2 separate regions of the Homo sapiens genome follow, and region 2 is linked to region 1. A link is a loop called in an ENCODE intact Hi-C map of the cell type or tissue named here. Cell type or tissue: endothelial cell of umbilical vein. All regions are shown on one strand.

Region 1 (8,000 bases):
CAAGATAAGTTTGCTTTAAAAATGTGGGTAATAATTGCAACTGTAAGATTAAGCCAGGTTTGTCTCATTGTGTAGATTTCTTCCCATATCCTGCCCCCCCACTTTATGACAGTAATGATTTTGTGACTAAGACTGGTGTCACTATAATGTTCTTGGGACAGAATGATAGTCCAATGACTCATCAGACAGTAGAAAGGGAAAATATTCAAGAAATTTAACATCATTGGTATTTGAAATATTTCAATACTGTGAATCTATTCCTAAAAATAAGGACAACTAAATAACTTTATTCACTAATAAAAAGCCACAATCAAAACAACTGTGACAGAGTGTGGAACAAATTATAATTACTTAAAGAATCATTGTGATTACTCATAAAAACCTTAACGTTTGCCAACCAATTTTTCTTGTCAAAATACATTGTTTCTTCTGGCGTTCATACCCTCAATTTGCCCAATTACTCTCCATAATTTTTTTTTTTTTTTTTTTTGGTGGCTGAGACACAAAATAGTATGCAGGTTCTGAAGACTTCTATCTGTAAGTACAATATTTGAGAAGTAGATGAGTACCTTTCAAAGACAAATGTTGAGATTTGTGAGTAGGAAAGATAGGGGAAAAAAAAGTGTCATGAGGATTTTGGCCTATACCGAGAAGTTTTTGAGTCGATTAGGAGCTCTGGAAACAAATGACATCAACTCTCAGCATTGCGGATGTCTCATTTTCCTCTTTATCTCTCTTTTCACTGCTTCTCTTCTTCTTCCCTGGATCCATGTGTCTGTCACTTACCATCCTCTACTCCCTCTCCTCTGTCTTCCTTTTCCTGTGCTGCTGTCTGCACACAGCAGCTGTCCACAGACTGTCCAGCCTTCAGAGATAACTGGCTTGTGGAGTCTGCAAAAATGGGTGTCTATCCCTTTCTCATTTTTTTTTTTTCCTTTGAGACGGAGTCTGGCTCTGTCGCCCAGACTGGAGTGCAGTGGCACGATCTCGGCTCACTGCAAGCTCCGCCTCCCGGGTTCACGCCATTCTCCTGCCTCAGCCTCCCATGTAGCTGGGATTACAGGCGCCTGCCACCACGCCCAGCTAATTTTTTGTATTTTTTTAGTAGAGACGGGCTTTCACCATGTTAGCCAGGATGGTCTCGATCTCCTGACCTCGTGATCCGCCCCCCTCGGCCTCCCAAAGTGCTGGGATTACAGCCGTGAGCCACTGCGCCTGGACGTGTCTATCCTTTTCTATAGCACCTCTAGGAAACACGAACCATGTCCAAGATACAATTAATTCCATCATATATTATCCCCAGCAAGATAGAGCTTCATTTACATGAAAAGTTGTATAGGCACAGAACTCATCCTTAGGAAGTTGTCCGTGTTTGTTTTAAGTGACCATATTCATAAGCCCTCTCTTAGGTTTGAGTGTTTCCCTCCCAGTGCATTTAACCTCTTCTGACTCCCTACTGGCTGTTTGGCGACCACCTGCCCCAGCACTTTAGCCATGCTCTCCTTACTCAACAATATCCCATGCTCTAAACCTCCTTTCATCAAAATTATGCCCCATTCCCTTAGGATACTGCTAAGTGAAGTTAATTTGATTGATTATTATGAACCAAGACATTAATTATTTAATAGATATTTGCATTTATCAGGGATTGTTTCATGAGAACACTTAACATGAGATCTATCCTCTTAACAAATTTTCAAGTGCACAGCATAGCATTGCTGACTCTAGGCACAATGTTGTACATAGATATCTAGAACTTATTTTCCATAAATGCATTCAATTGAGGTTTTCTCAAAGAAGTTGTTCAAATAATGTCTTTATATAGTACTTACTGTATGTCAGGTACCCGGTAAAATCTTGGATATTCAGAAGTAGACAAAATACATGTGTTCCTTATCTTCTTGGAGCATTATAATGTAGTGGATCTTTGAGTCAACATTGCAGAGTGGCTGTCTCCATACCATTCCAGTCACATCAGGTAGGGAGATCATCTATTATGTCATCACATGGACTATAAACAGTCTATAAAAGTTCATTCGGGGTAGCATTTATGTTCTGGGACTCAGGATGTAATGTTGTTGGTGTTGTTCTAGCACCAACAATAACCATGTGAGTTAGACAGTTCTATTCCCATTTTGCAGAGAAGACTGCTTTTACAGAATTAAATCCTCTACCTATGGGTCATGGGACAAGCAAACAACAGTATCAGGATCTGGAGATGACTTTGAACTCCAAGTCCAACATTGTCCACTCCACCACAGGTGCCACCTCAGATTCTCCCCAAGTCCCCTTGGATATGGAGTGAGTAGATTATCAGGATTTGCATGCCATCTTCAGCTTCTCACTGGATGCCCAAATGGTGGGAGGAATAGAATTGTAACGCAGGTTTTAAGTTCTTACTTCTATAATAGTCCTATGCTAATAATGTATCATTCTTACTGTGTAAATCAAGATTGACAAGCTGCTCAGCCATGCAGCTCACCTTTAATAATCATTCATTACATTCCTGAAACTGAGAGTTGATGTAGCATGAAAAATCATAGTGCTACTTTATGAATGTTATATAAATGAGTCAACAATGGCATCTGTGTATGGGGCCCTAGATTGTTTATTTCTTCACTGCAGGCAGAGACCCGCTAACTCAAAAATCTGACAGCTCCAAACTCAAATTTTTACACATCCAATTGTTAGATCGGTCCAAACAAGCAGATAGTCTAAATAAGCATATTTGTAGCCACTTAGAGCCTGTCTGTATTGTGTACTCAGTAAAACTGCACCAAACATCTGCTAGCAATAGATAAGTTCTGGGCCCTAAAGACCCCAAGCTGCTGCTGCCCTTTGGAGCTGTCTGAGTCACTCTTGCCATGCTGCTAATGATGTTACCTAGACACATAGCCCTCTATCAAATTTCCCTCTTCCCTGGAAGTCCCCTTGCCCTCCACTCTTTCTGAGTGGTGGCTTCCCGTACTTTAAACTCCGGAAGACCTCATGCTCTGAGGGACTTCTCCTGCTCTGAGGGACTTCTCCTGCATGCAAACCTGTCAAAGGCAAATAAAGCTCATCTGTGCTATTGCCACCTTGTGGTCATGTATTGCTTTTTAAAAAATCAGCCCCCATATCCCTCGAAGCATCTACAACAATCTAAAATTTCCTTGATTCGTTTGAAGACACACACAACATACATACAATTCCCCAAGCAAAAGCATGAAGTCAGCTTATTGTTTTTCATTTGTGCGTGGTATTTGGCAAATATTCAGCCACGACTAGTATGTAACAGTAATAGGCACAGGTGATTCTTATTTGACAATTGTGTAGCTTGCTACACAGAAGAGAACTAATTCACAGAGTAGATACTACCAGTCACATGAACTCATTAGCTTACCACTTCAAAGTTAATAGAGTGCCTCATGGGATCAGTCCTATTTTGGAAATGTTTGGAGGTCATAGGAGTAGAAAGTAAAGAACATCTTGTGGTCCCAGAAAATAAAGGAAACACTAAAAAATAAATCAATAAAAACAAAAAATAATTAAGGCTTGTTTAAGCACAAGGACCCACTTGACTGGCTAATGTTAGAGCAAATTGAGTCACAAAGTAAATAATGGTAGTACTGAACACATAGAATAAAATAAATATCTATGGTTCCAAATTGTTATAAATAATAAAATAAGTGAACAAACAGGGAAAGAAATGGCTCTTCCTCATAGTAGAATTTAAATAAATGTATTAGATAAAAAACCATAATCGCCATTAGGCAACCACCACAATAGTAACTGTCACAGACAGATAAGGTACTCTCATGGATGCAAAAATTTGTGGCTGAAAGTTTGAGAATAGATTTTGCATAGTTTCAACATATTTCCCTAAGATACATACTAACTACAAAGGGAAAAATGGTAACTTTATAGTAAAAAACATGGCAGACACCCACTTAACCAAAGCAATCAAAGTAAATATCAATAATAAGACACAGAGATTATCAACCCCTTAGTATGATGCCCTGAGGACACCACAACATCATTTCTGTGGTATTCTTGCCAAAAATCCATAACTTCATTCCAATTATGAGAAAGTATCAGAATAATTCAAATTGGCAGACATTCTATAGAACAAATGATCCAGCCAGGCATGTTGCACTCTGTGGTCCCAGCCACTTGGGAGGCTGAGGCAGGAAGATGTCTTGAGGCCAGGAGTTTGAGGCTGCAGTGAGCTATGATCACACCTGTGACTGGTCACTGAACTCCAGCCTGGGCACCACAGCAAGACCTCATCTCTAAAACAAAACAACAGATCAATACTCTTCATAAGTGTCAAGTGATAAAAGATAACCAAGGGCTGAAAAACTGTTACAGACAGGAAGAGACTAAGGAGAATTAACTAAATGCAATGTGGGATCCCAGGTGGGATCTTGCAACAGAGAAAGGATAATGGAAAAATTGGTGAAATTTGGAAAAACATCTATAATTAATATTATACTGATGTTAGTTTTCTGTTCTTGACCATTGTGCTATCGTTATGTAAGATGTTCATATAAGGGTAAGTAAGCTGGTGAGACATAAACGAATTTTTCATACAATTTTTCCAACTTTTCTGTATGTCGAAAATAGGTCAAAATAAAAAGTTTAATAAAATGAATCAAAATTTAAAAAGTGGTTGGTCAGTGAGGCAAACACTAAGGTACTAGTCTTTTGGCTGGGAAAAAAAACCTGAAGTTAGGTGATGGGAAGTCTTTAATCCAGTTTTTCAGTTCAAACAAATTGAGAAAGAGAAATGTTCCATAATTTAATGAAAGCAACCCAGACACAAACACACACCCTAGTTTTCAGCTCAGGTTGTCTTCCTAGACTTCTTAGTATATCCTAAAGTCATAGGCAGGAAGTTCAATGCCAAGGACAGTTATACAGAATAGGAAATCTTATGTGATATATTTATTGTAGTTTAGTCTTTGAACTTATACAGTTAGGATAATTTTCTGAAATGCATGCTTATTTAGGATTGGGGAATGTTGAAAGGGATACTGATGAATAATCAATAAAATTACATCTAATGATTATGAAAGTATAAAGTCAAATATTGCTTACATTAAAATCAGAATGTTAGTAGAGAATATTTGCTAACAGTATGTATGTTGAAGGAGGGCTTTATTATTTTGGGGAAAATAACACAAAACTCCAGGAAATTATGATCTTACTATTCTCACCACAAGACTGTTAGTGATACAGGAAAATCACTTTTGAAACAAATGTTTGATTATTAAGATAAAATGGCAATGAAGTTTTTCCTTCTTAATAATCAAAGTTTTTTTAAGACTTCAAGGAAATAATGGAGAAATAACTAGAGAGCTTAAAAGAACAGAAGAGACTGATGATGTGAAATTCTGCCCAGATGATCTAAATAGCTTCATAACAAGAATGATACGATGTACATTTATGAGATGTACCAAAAATGGTTACCATTTTATCTTGAATATAGTGAACTGCTAATTTATGTATTAAAAAATTACCATTGTGTTACACAGATTTCTGGTTCCCAGTCCTGGCTACACCACATAAAAATCACTTGGGGAGCTTTTTATAAAAATGCCAGTAGCTGGTCCCTCCCCTCAGAAATTCTGACTTAATTCATGACAAGTGAAGCTGAGCATCAACGTTTTAAAAGTTCCCAAAGAGATTCTAGTGTGTTGCTCTCCAACAACTAGGGTGAGAATTACTGTTACAGGTGCTTTTTATTCAAATATATCTGTCATTGGATATACAAGATAAATATTATAATCAAAATTACATTTTGGCAAGATACATAATTCAGTCCTTGAAGCAGCATTCTTAATCTTTAATAGAAATGGATGCCAGAAAATACGCTGAATAAATTGAATCTAACTAATGATAATTATAAATATAACCAAAAATAACAAAATCAGAAGGATTTAGTTTATTGTCATCTCATCCCAAGTATAATGAAAATTCATCTAATTTCATTTGAGATTATTTTGGTGTAAGAAATGTTCTTGGTTTAATTTTTCCTTCCCCCTAAAAAGATGACTACAAGGTGTAACTCTAAACCTGTATTTTTGTTTTGTGTGTCTACTCACATACCAAATGAAACCATATATAGCTGTATCATCAAAAATCAAAAATTTGTAAGTTACCCTGACAATTTTCTTGATTAATGCATCAATGTTTTAAAAAGCAAACAAAAACCAATCCTCTATTGAGATACTTTCTGGTAAAGCACTTTCCATCTTGTAAAAACTGTGAAATGTATTTGAAGTAGTTCTAACTAAAATTAACACATCTTGGATCACGAGGTCAGGAGTGCAAGACCAGCATGACCAACATGGTGAAACCCCATCTGTACTAAAAACATAAAAATTAGCTGGGCATGGTGGCATGCACCTGTAATCCCAGCTACTTGGGAGGCTGAGGCAGGGGAATTGCTTGAACCTGGGAGGCGGAGTTGCAGTGAGCCGAGATCACGCCACTACACTCTAGCCTGAGCGACAGAGCGAGACTCCGTCTCAAAAAAAAAAAAAAATTAACACATCTTTAGCTACTATTGTGAGAAGGCGACCATTTCTATCACCTTCGCTGGTTGGTTTGACAATCACAAGAACATACAAGTTTTATTCAAACAAGTATCCTCCCTGTACACCACAAAGCGTTGGGTGGTATGATAAGTCAATCTGGCTTGATCCACAAGAATTCTGGGTTGCGGTTTTCTCGGCAATTCATTCTTCAATACAGTTTTCAGCACAAAATTAAAGTCCTTTAAGTTAGTTTCTGACAGGAAAGGCAGTTAACTTTCTGCCATTGAGCAGACATGGCCTAAATAGAAGTGTTCTCCTTTCATTCTTGATTTCCAAAGAAAATTTTAGGAGATAACAATAGAGACCAAGACTCTTCATATCACTGGGCTAAAGGTGTACCTATCTATTATTATGTTGTTTCAATCAGAAAAATACTCTTTCAAATGTATACTGGTAAGGCATGGTACTCAAATAAGCTAAAAGTTCATTGTAGTACATTAAAAAAAAAAGAAAAAAAGGTGTAATAAGAGAGGTTTTTTGTTTGTTTTGAGACAGAGTCTTACTCTGTCACCCAGGCTGGAGTGCAGTGGCACGATCTCAGCTCACTGCAACCTCCCCCTCCCAGGTTCAAGCGATTCTCCTGCCTCAGCCTCCCAAGAAGAGTTCTTGATTATGATCCCAGCTATGCCTCCAAATGTCAGCTACTGAAGAACTGTTGAGCACCCTCCACACTCCAGGCCCTCTGAGGCACAGAAGATAATAAAATACCTATCCTTAGGTCACTTCATTGCTCCTTACTTCAGCATCCCCAGTTTAAAATAAAAGTCATGCTTCTTGCTGAATTGAAGTTAAGCTCTTCTTGCTGAATTGAAGTTAAGCTCTCTGTGGTAATCATTCTTGTTTCTTCTGGGACATACTCCATCAAACATCCCTTCTCTTCTATCTTCGGTGTATTTTCACTTCAAGTCTCTTTATCAGTAAAAAGTTCAGGGTTTAGTATCTTTTTAAAAAAGGAAGAGAAGGAAGAAAGGAAGGAAGAAAGGAAAGGAAGAGGGAAAATAAGCAGGAGTAAAACTTTCCTGGACTTTCCTAGTCCTTCAAGCTAAAGACCTGCCTCTTTCCTTTCTTTCCAAATATCATGAAAGAGCTGAAGGAAAAATTTGATGGATTTGAGAATGCTACGAAAAATGCAAATTTTCTGCATGCCAAAACATTCTGCACACCCAGTTATAAGGCAAACAGAAAACTGGGAAAAAAATATTTACATGAAATATGTCATAGGGTCTATGAACTTCATACATACGAAATTCATTCAAATGCATATAAAAACACTAACATCCTAAGAGAAAAATAAAGTTAAGGAACAGGAAATTTATAGAAAAACAAATGACTGATAAATATGTAAATAATTTGTCACTATGATATTAATCAAAGAAATTCAAATAAAACCATAAGGTACTTAAAATTTTAGTTCAGCAA
Region 2 (8,000 bases), 1.5 Mb before region 1:
TAAAAAATGAGGTGAATAAAGGAAATATTAGGTGGGTCCAGTCTTGTGGTCAGATGTGTATGTCTGACTCAAAATATAAATTAGGTGTTAATCTTCTAATATATATGCTATATACTGTCAAAGAGTGATCTCTGGGGAAAATGTGATTATTCATTTTTTATTTCTCTAGAATATTTACTATTTCATTTGAAATTCTTTCAACTTTTGCTTGAAAAATTGCTTTTTATAGAACGTTTGATGCCGAGTCTCTGAGGGACTCCACTGCAAAAGAGCCACGCCACTTCACACTTCTGGTCTGTAGGTGGCAGTGGCCACCATCCTACAGCCGTGAAATCCACTGAGGTCAGGTTTTTTTAAAAAAAAACAAAGATCAACAGGAAACCTCTAAAACAATAAAACTCTGTTCATCATTTTGCAACAATATAACTTACAAACTCATTACAGTTATATATCCCACTCTTTTAGACTATTCCATGTTCCTTTCCAGCTAAACGTTGAAAATTGGGTAAATAGTCCCTTAATTCTGTACTGTCCTCTTTCATCTTTCTCCCATTTTCAGTAGCAAGAGCATTCTGAAGGGCATTTCTACCAATTTCTGCAATGTGCAGCATGAATGTTGGATGCTAACACCAAATATTGGGGCACACACTTCACTGCACAGCTGGTGATTAATTTATTTTTCCTAGATACACGAGTTTCAATATCCAAAACTGTTAGACATTGGGAAAACAAGCTTGAGCATGTTATTCTTATAACTTTAGGAAAAGGTGCTAATTACTGGCTAACCTCCAAAGATACTGTACTTCAGTGAATATTTTATGTATATTATATATATTTGCATGTCCTTTATATATGTCCTTTCTCTATAAAACATATATAGTCCTATCTGTAATAAATAATATATACAGAATAAAAATTGAATTCTACTATAAATGTGTTTTTTGCTTAATAATATGTCATGAATATTGATCCCATTGATCAAAGTTTAAATTTTGAATAGCTATAGCACCTGTTTAGATTTGAATTATATTCTCACTCTCTACCACAGATATGTCATGCTTTGCCAATTAGTATGAAGAGTGGCTTAGAATCAGGACTGGTATTGTGCCTTCCGTAGCCCTAATAGACTGATAGGTACATTAATTAGTAATGCCTGAATTAAATTAGTGATTAATTCAGTTTCTAGTTTAGTTCTATTCATACTTGTGTTAAGTGTTAGATATTTTTTAAAGGAATCAAGAAGGTATACAAGTTAGAGAGATGAATTCTGCATAAAACAAAAATCCTAAAAGGTTATAAACTATTTGCATTTTCACTCAACATTTTACGTGCAACAGTTAGTTCTAGAACACAACAGGAATCTTATCATGCTTCTGGATGGGAAGATGCTGAACTGTAATCTGTCTCTGCATTTAACAATAAAATTTAAAGTAAACCTAAAAGAGGTTCGCTCTGATAAATGCAACATATACTACCTTTCATATCAATGGGAACATCAACTAGAGAACACTGATTACACTGTAGGCCCAGCCTGATGTAATTTTTAAAATCTGAAAATTCCTTGATACAGTATTTAGGATTCACAATAAACAAAAATTAGTCTCACAATATTATCTTCATATTTAAAAAGCATGTGGTTAATATCAATTAGTAATTAATATATAAGTAATAGACTGTAAATATTAAAAATTATAAAGGTATTGCACTTTCTAACTCTACCCTTTGGCCATGGGAATTAAATACATCTAAATTCTGTATTTAAACATTGAAAAAAGCTCAGATGACTTGAATCTCTAGGTTTTACAAATCTTTTATAATTTTTAAGAAAACCAGAGTTTTACCTAAACTAAGCAGAGATTTCCACAAGTATATTAATTATTCAATCAAAAAAAAATCAGTGTACCAGCCCTTACAAGCTAAAACCCACTTCTATCTAAAAATGACCAGTCATTGGAATTCTCTCGGAGAATGGCAAGAAACTGAAGCAAAATAAATAATAAAAGCAATAAAAATTCAAGCACTTTGGCAAAATAGATAATTCACAAATATTTTACCCTTCTAGAGTTCTGTTTTAAATTTCATATAAAGTATTCCTTTTGAAGAAATTATATTTGAAATATCAATTCTATTTCAACAATTTTCATTACAAAAATAATTTTTGCATAATGCAGTTATTTTTCTATTCTATCAAATGGTCCAAAATACCACCACAATGTTTATGTATTTACAATGAATATTTTTTAACATGCTATTTTCTACAATGAATGATTCTCCCACTCTTACACTCATTGTTTGACGTGGAACAAGATGAGCAGAGAGACAAGGGGAGCCATCCTGAAACTGGGCTATTCCACAGACCTGCTCCTTTGAGTCTTAATATCCCAAATACACTGCCAGTATCATCCAAACTTCTAAAACAGAAAATAACCCAAGAGTTAGCAAACAGCAGGAAATTTCCCTTTTGTGATTTAGTAAGGAAAATTTTCCACTTATATTAGCACCTGCCTGAGTTACAATACTAAATACTGCACTTTTAGTTCAATGGTTCTAATCAGCAAAAGCTGTTCAAGAGCCATGAACTTTATGTATTTATTTTTTTTGAGACTGAGTCTCACTCTGTTTTCCAGGCTGGAGTGCAAAGGCACAATCACGGCTCACTGCAACCTCACTCTCCTGAGGCCTGGGTGACCCTCCTACCTCAGCCTTCCAAGTAGCTGTTTGTTGTTAGATTAGATTTCTGGTGGCTGAGTCCACAGATGGTCACAATGTGTGGCTATGGCTATGCGTTATAGCATAGAAGGAATAGCCAGATGGTTCTAATGCCTAAAGCTTCCTTTTTTGCTTGTCCCTTTTATAAAGCTTGGTTCTTCAACCTCACTGTCAATTTTGTAAGCTAAGAGTAACTTTCCGACAAGTTTATTTACACCTAAGTTATCTAAAGTCATTTTTTGTTGTTTTCAATTGAGGAGTTTAAGTCATACAGAAAGTGTGAATAAGGCCTGGATTGTTGGCAATAGCATCTCAGGAGAATGTGGGGATTCTGAGACTTATTATCTAAGTAATTGGAGGTTGAAGGCAGTAAAAACCAGGCATGAGACCCTGCAGATTTACAGTACACAAGGTGGCAAAATAGCAAATCAAATTAGAGATTTTTTGGCACTTAAAATAGTATGCTCTTTAAAGACAATGTTTTAGAGTGTCATGGTGAATTTTCCAAAGAACAGGAAGACGGGTAAAAAGTCAAGGCCTAGAGTTTGTCTAAATAAGTGTAAGCAAAGGGAACAGCGAGCTCAAATCCTTAAATTCTCTTCTTGAGACAGACAAAAGTTTAGCATTTTTCTATCATGGTCCTAACAGTATCTCCTATGCCCCAGGGTAATTAAAAATTGAATTCAAATTTAGATCCAGGTGGCCCCTAATTGAATTTATAGATCCTCCTGGTAACTTAGGTTAAACATATGATCTGGATTAAAAAAAAAAAAAAAGGAAAATAATTCCAAGAATGTGAACTTACTGGAATATGCAAAGGACTCCAAGAACCTCAGCATTTCAAACACCCCCTAAACTTCTCTGTGTATTCAAAACCGGCTCCCACACATACCACACGTATCTGATGAAATTATTTATCTTTTCATTGAAGCTACAATTCCTTCCTTACATGAGTGAGCCGACTTTCAAACAAGAACCATATTAGCATTCCTACTTCATTGCCGGTAATATACAAACGGGGTTTGAAAAGCAAGAAGCAACTACTTTAAATATCATTGAAATACAGGTTGGGCACCGTGGCTCACACCTCTAATCCCAGCACTTTGGGAGTTCAAGGCGGGCCGAGCACTTGAGGCCAGGAGATGGAGACGAGGCTGGCCAACATGGAGAAACCCCGTCTCTACAGAAAATACAAAAATTAGCCGGGTGTGGTGGTGCACGTCTGTAGTCCCAGGTACTAGTGAGGCTGAGGCACAAGAATCGATTGAGCCCAGGGGGAAGGAGGTCGCAGTGAGCAGAGATCACTCTACTGCACTCCAGCCTAAGCGATACAGCGAGACTCTATCTCAAAAAAAAAAAAAAAAAAAAAAAAAATATATATATATATATACATATATATATATATATATATGCCAGAGGGAGATAAATACCATGAAAATACAGGGAACAATATTTCAGAAAAATTTCAGGGAGTCCAGTGGCCTGGCACCTGCCGGGATATCCCTCCATTTCTTCCGCTACTCCTAACAGCAAGTTCTAACACCAAGTGAGTCCCTTCTGCTTTTGGAGGCAGTGTTTGCTACATTTGAGTACACTGCCATGAATCATTTACCCATGTCTCCGAGAGGCTTCCAGCTTTAAGCACGACCCTGGGCAAAAGAATCTTTTCCAGATGAGTCAGGAAATAGTATTGGTCATTTTGCTTCCTGACCTTTATGATCTAGCATATCCAATCATGCTCAAAGAATCTGTAATGGGTCAGAAGACTCAATGGAATCCATGGCATTCCTGGATAAATAATAATAATAATAATAATAAAATAAATAAAAAAATTCACAGCGAAGGCATCATAGTTTAAGGCAAAAGTATGCCTTTTTCTGCTATTGTCCTTTCACTAAGTGGCTCTTAGCTTTCTACTACGCCTTGGTGAATAATAAACATCTAACTGTAAAGCCATAATTGAGCATACAACTTAAAGAGCACATTATAAACTAGTGCTATCATACCACACAGCTTTGAAATTTGGAATACTCCATGGTAATCCATCATCAGGTCAAAGTGTTATATGTCAAACCAGGCATTTGATAATTCTCATGTCGTAAACAAGTTCTTTGAACGAGTGACTCACAATCCCTTATGCCTATTCCTGATACTCTCTCACTACTCTCTCAAACTACCTATGCCCTCATCATTGCTCCCTACTAAAAAATACTAAGGAGAAAATAATACAGTAAGATCCTACAAAATATACATGCACCAGCCTGAAGTTCCATGCATACAGTAGGAACTCAATAAAGATTAATTGACTTGAATTGAATAAAACTGTTTGCAATAACTTTATAATTTCATAAGCTCCATTTTCTCTGATAGAGCATTATCTTAGTTTGTTTTGTGCTATTATAACAGAATACCTGAAACTGGGTAATTTATAAAGGACAAAAATTTATTCCCTCACAGTTCTGGAGTCTGAGGTGTCCACGATCAAGATGCCAGTAGATTAGGTCTCTGGTTCCAAGATTGTGTTCCCTTGCTACTCTCTAGAGTGAAGGAATATTGTGTCTTCACATTGTCGAAGAACAGAAGAGAGGGAAGCCACTCCTATAAGTTTTTTCTATAGCTGCATTAATTCATTCATTAAAATGGAGTCCTCATGATCTAAACACCTCCCATTAGGTCCCACCTCCCAACACTGTTGCACTAGGGATTAAGTTTCAACGTGAGTTTTGGAGGTGAAAAAAACATTCAAACCACCACAAACATATAGAAGAAAAACTCTTTCAGAGGGCAGAGTTTTGAAAACACCCCTCATCCATATAGCCTCAGAGATGAGTCTGAATAGATTTATGAAGACTGATTAATGGTTTGGCTAGAAAGAAGAAAATTGGAGGTTGGTGATGAAAAGTTTCGGAGAACAGATATTTGAAAGGACTCTCAGAATGAGCACAGATATCAGCATATCAGCTACCTAGTAGGAGGCTTATTGTATTGAATTCCACTCACAATGAAAGAAGAGCAATTTGTTCTTGCTTAATATCCTTATCCTGGGATTGATTATCTTTATTTGTCTCTCTCTCCATGTTATCATTCATGGATTTACTAATATCACAGGTCATCTATGTTTTCCAGAAACACTGATTGCTATCAAGAAAAATTGAGTAATAGATGGGCTCCCCAGGGGTTCACTAGAGCTATCACATACCATGTCATCATCCTGAACAGAGACTCTTATGAAAAGTTGGAGAAGTTATTTGAGGACTCAGTTAAAGATCAACTAACAACACCTTGCAAAGTTGAGATGTCCTGTATAATGCTGCATATATCTTGAATAAATGACCAATATATGATATTCCTCCAAATGGGTCTAAAATTAAGTGGTACTTCTTGGTCAGAATACATGGATCTAAAACCCAAGAGATAAATTTCACAACCACATGCAATGAAATCACATTCAAGAGTTTTGCTTCTCATTCCTATAACTCAGAGCACTGCTTGTAGAGTGTTTTAGATACCAATGAAGGAATCCTTAAAATCAAATACAAAATGCTTTTACTGATTTGGAAATGGAATTTTCCTCTGAGTCATTTCATGGTACTTTATTACAGGGAAATGAGCTAGATCGTTGTAGTTCTACTTGGAGTGGTTAATCCTAAGTACCAAGGAAAAATAGAGATGCTAGCTAATGGGAGATGGGAGATTGGAGAAGCATGGATGAAATCCAGGTGATCTCATTGGTCATTTTGTCATCTTTTCATGTCTAGGGATAAGAGTTTTTTAGGATGCACTTCCACTTAAACCAAGATGACCTAACAAGGACCAGATTTACTCTCCTGCCTCAACAACTACAAAGACAAAATATATGAAACAATAGTTTGTAAGACATTGAACATTAAGCAACAAGGGGCTGTGATCTCTCAGAGACAGAAAAGCCCTATGATTGCTCTGATTTACTGCCTGGAGAAAGTTTGCAGACTGTGGTGAAGGAAGGAAGAACTCAGGTAGGGCCCAGCAATCTTGCAGAGTTGAGGAGATGTGTCCGGCCACCTGCAGGGAACAAGACAACTATTTCACAGGACCGAATCCCGGCAGACAGGAAAGAATTAACAAAGAGATAACCCACATATTTGCAGAGCCCCCTGGTGTATTCAGTTGAGCACTGATCAGTGTGTGCATGTGAGCTACCCAAGACTGGAGAAATTTTTTAAAATTAAAGATTTGATGGCCAAAATTTTTTATAAAAATTGTAAACCCACATGAACAAAAAAGTCAATAAGCCTCAAGCAAAAGAAACATGGAAAAGCTACAGCTGCTGTTCAAAATGGCATTACTGTTCCAGACAAAATTAAATATAGACTTCGCTATGATCAAACAATTTCATTTCTGGTTATACACCTAAAGAGGTAAAAGCAGGGACTTGTGCAGTTATTTGTAAACCCATGTTCATAGCAGCATTAATCACAATATCCAAAAGGTGGAAGCAACCCAGGTCTTGTCCATCAGTGGGTGAATGGATAAACAAAAGGTGCTGTATACATACAATGGAATAATATTCAGGCTTAAAATGGAAGAAAATTCTGATACATATGATGACATGCTGAATATATGATGTTAAATGAAATAATCTAGTCACAAAAAGAAAATGTAGTATGATTCTACTTATATAAGGTATTTAGAATAGTCGAAAACTAAAGACAGATGGTTGAGCAGAGGTTATTAGTGGCTGGGTGAGTAGAAAGCAAGAAATTATTGTTTAATGGAATACAGAGTTTGGAAAGTTTGGAAAGATAAAAAGGTTCTGAAAATGGGTGGTGGTGACAGTTGCACAACAATGTGAATGTACTTAATGTCATTGAATGGTACACTTAAAATGGTTAGAATGGAATTTTATGGGCTGGGCATGGTGGCTCACACCTGTAATCCCAGCTCTTTGGGAGTCCCAGGTGGGTGGATCACCTGAGGTCAGGAGTTCGAGACCAGCATGGCCAACATAGTGAAACTCCATCTCTACTAAAAATATAAAAATTAGGCAAGCTTGGTGATGGACATTTGCAATCCCAGCTACTCGGGAGGCTGAGGCAGAAGAATTGCTTGAACTCTGGAGGTGGAGGTTGCAGTGAGTTAAGATCATACAATTGCATGCCTGGGCAACAAAGTGAGACTCTGTCTCAAAAAAAAAAAAAAAGAAAAAGAAAAAAAGAAATTTTATGTTACATATATTTTTTAAAGGTACATGAAGAAAATTACAAAAAGACACATTAAAATCAAATTTCTGGAAACTAGTGATAGAGAAAATC

Evidence for each region. Peaks named below come from ENCODE experiments on the same cell type or tissue, not always from the same donor. Only the 100,000 strongest peaks of a DNase experiment are listed, where the experiment ranks them.
Region 2: a loop joins it to region 1, with 4 times the contacts of the local background. A loop is called at or near these places in 2 of 110 quality-filtered maps.

What each region holds. Positions count from the first base shown.
Region 1 is chr1:241,482,825-241,490,824 of GRCh38, forward strand. No RefSeq gene overlaps it. Among named protein-coding and RNA genes, the nearest start is that of FH, 33 kb to the right of the region's middle. In endothelial cell of umbilical vein, a CTCF peak has its summit at 3,079 (motif pointing left); DNase peaks (open chromatin) are centred at 217 and 3,007; H3K27ac peaks cover 1,474 bases.
Region 2 is chr1:240,026,855-240,034,854 of GRCh38, forward strand. No RefSeq gene overlaps it. Among named protein-coding and RNA genes, the nearest start is that of FMN2, 61 kb to the right of the region's middle. In endothelial cell of umbilical vein, a CTCF peak has its summit at 294 (motif pointing right); DNase peaks (open chromatin) are centred at 347, 4,377 and 4,727; H3K27ac peaks cover 1,764 bases.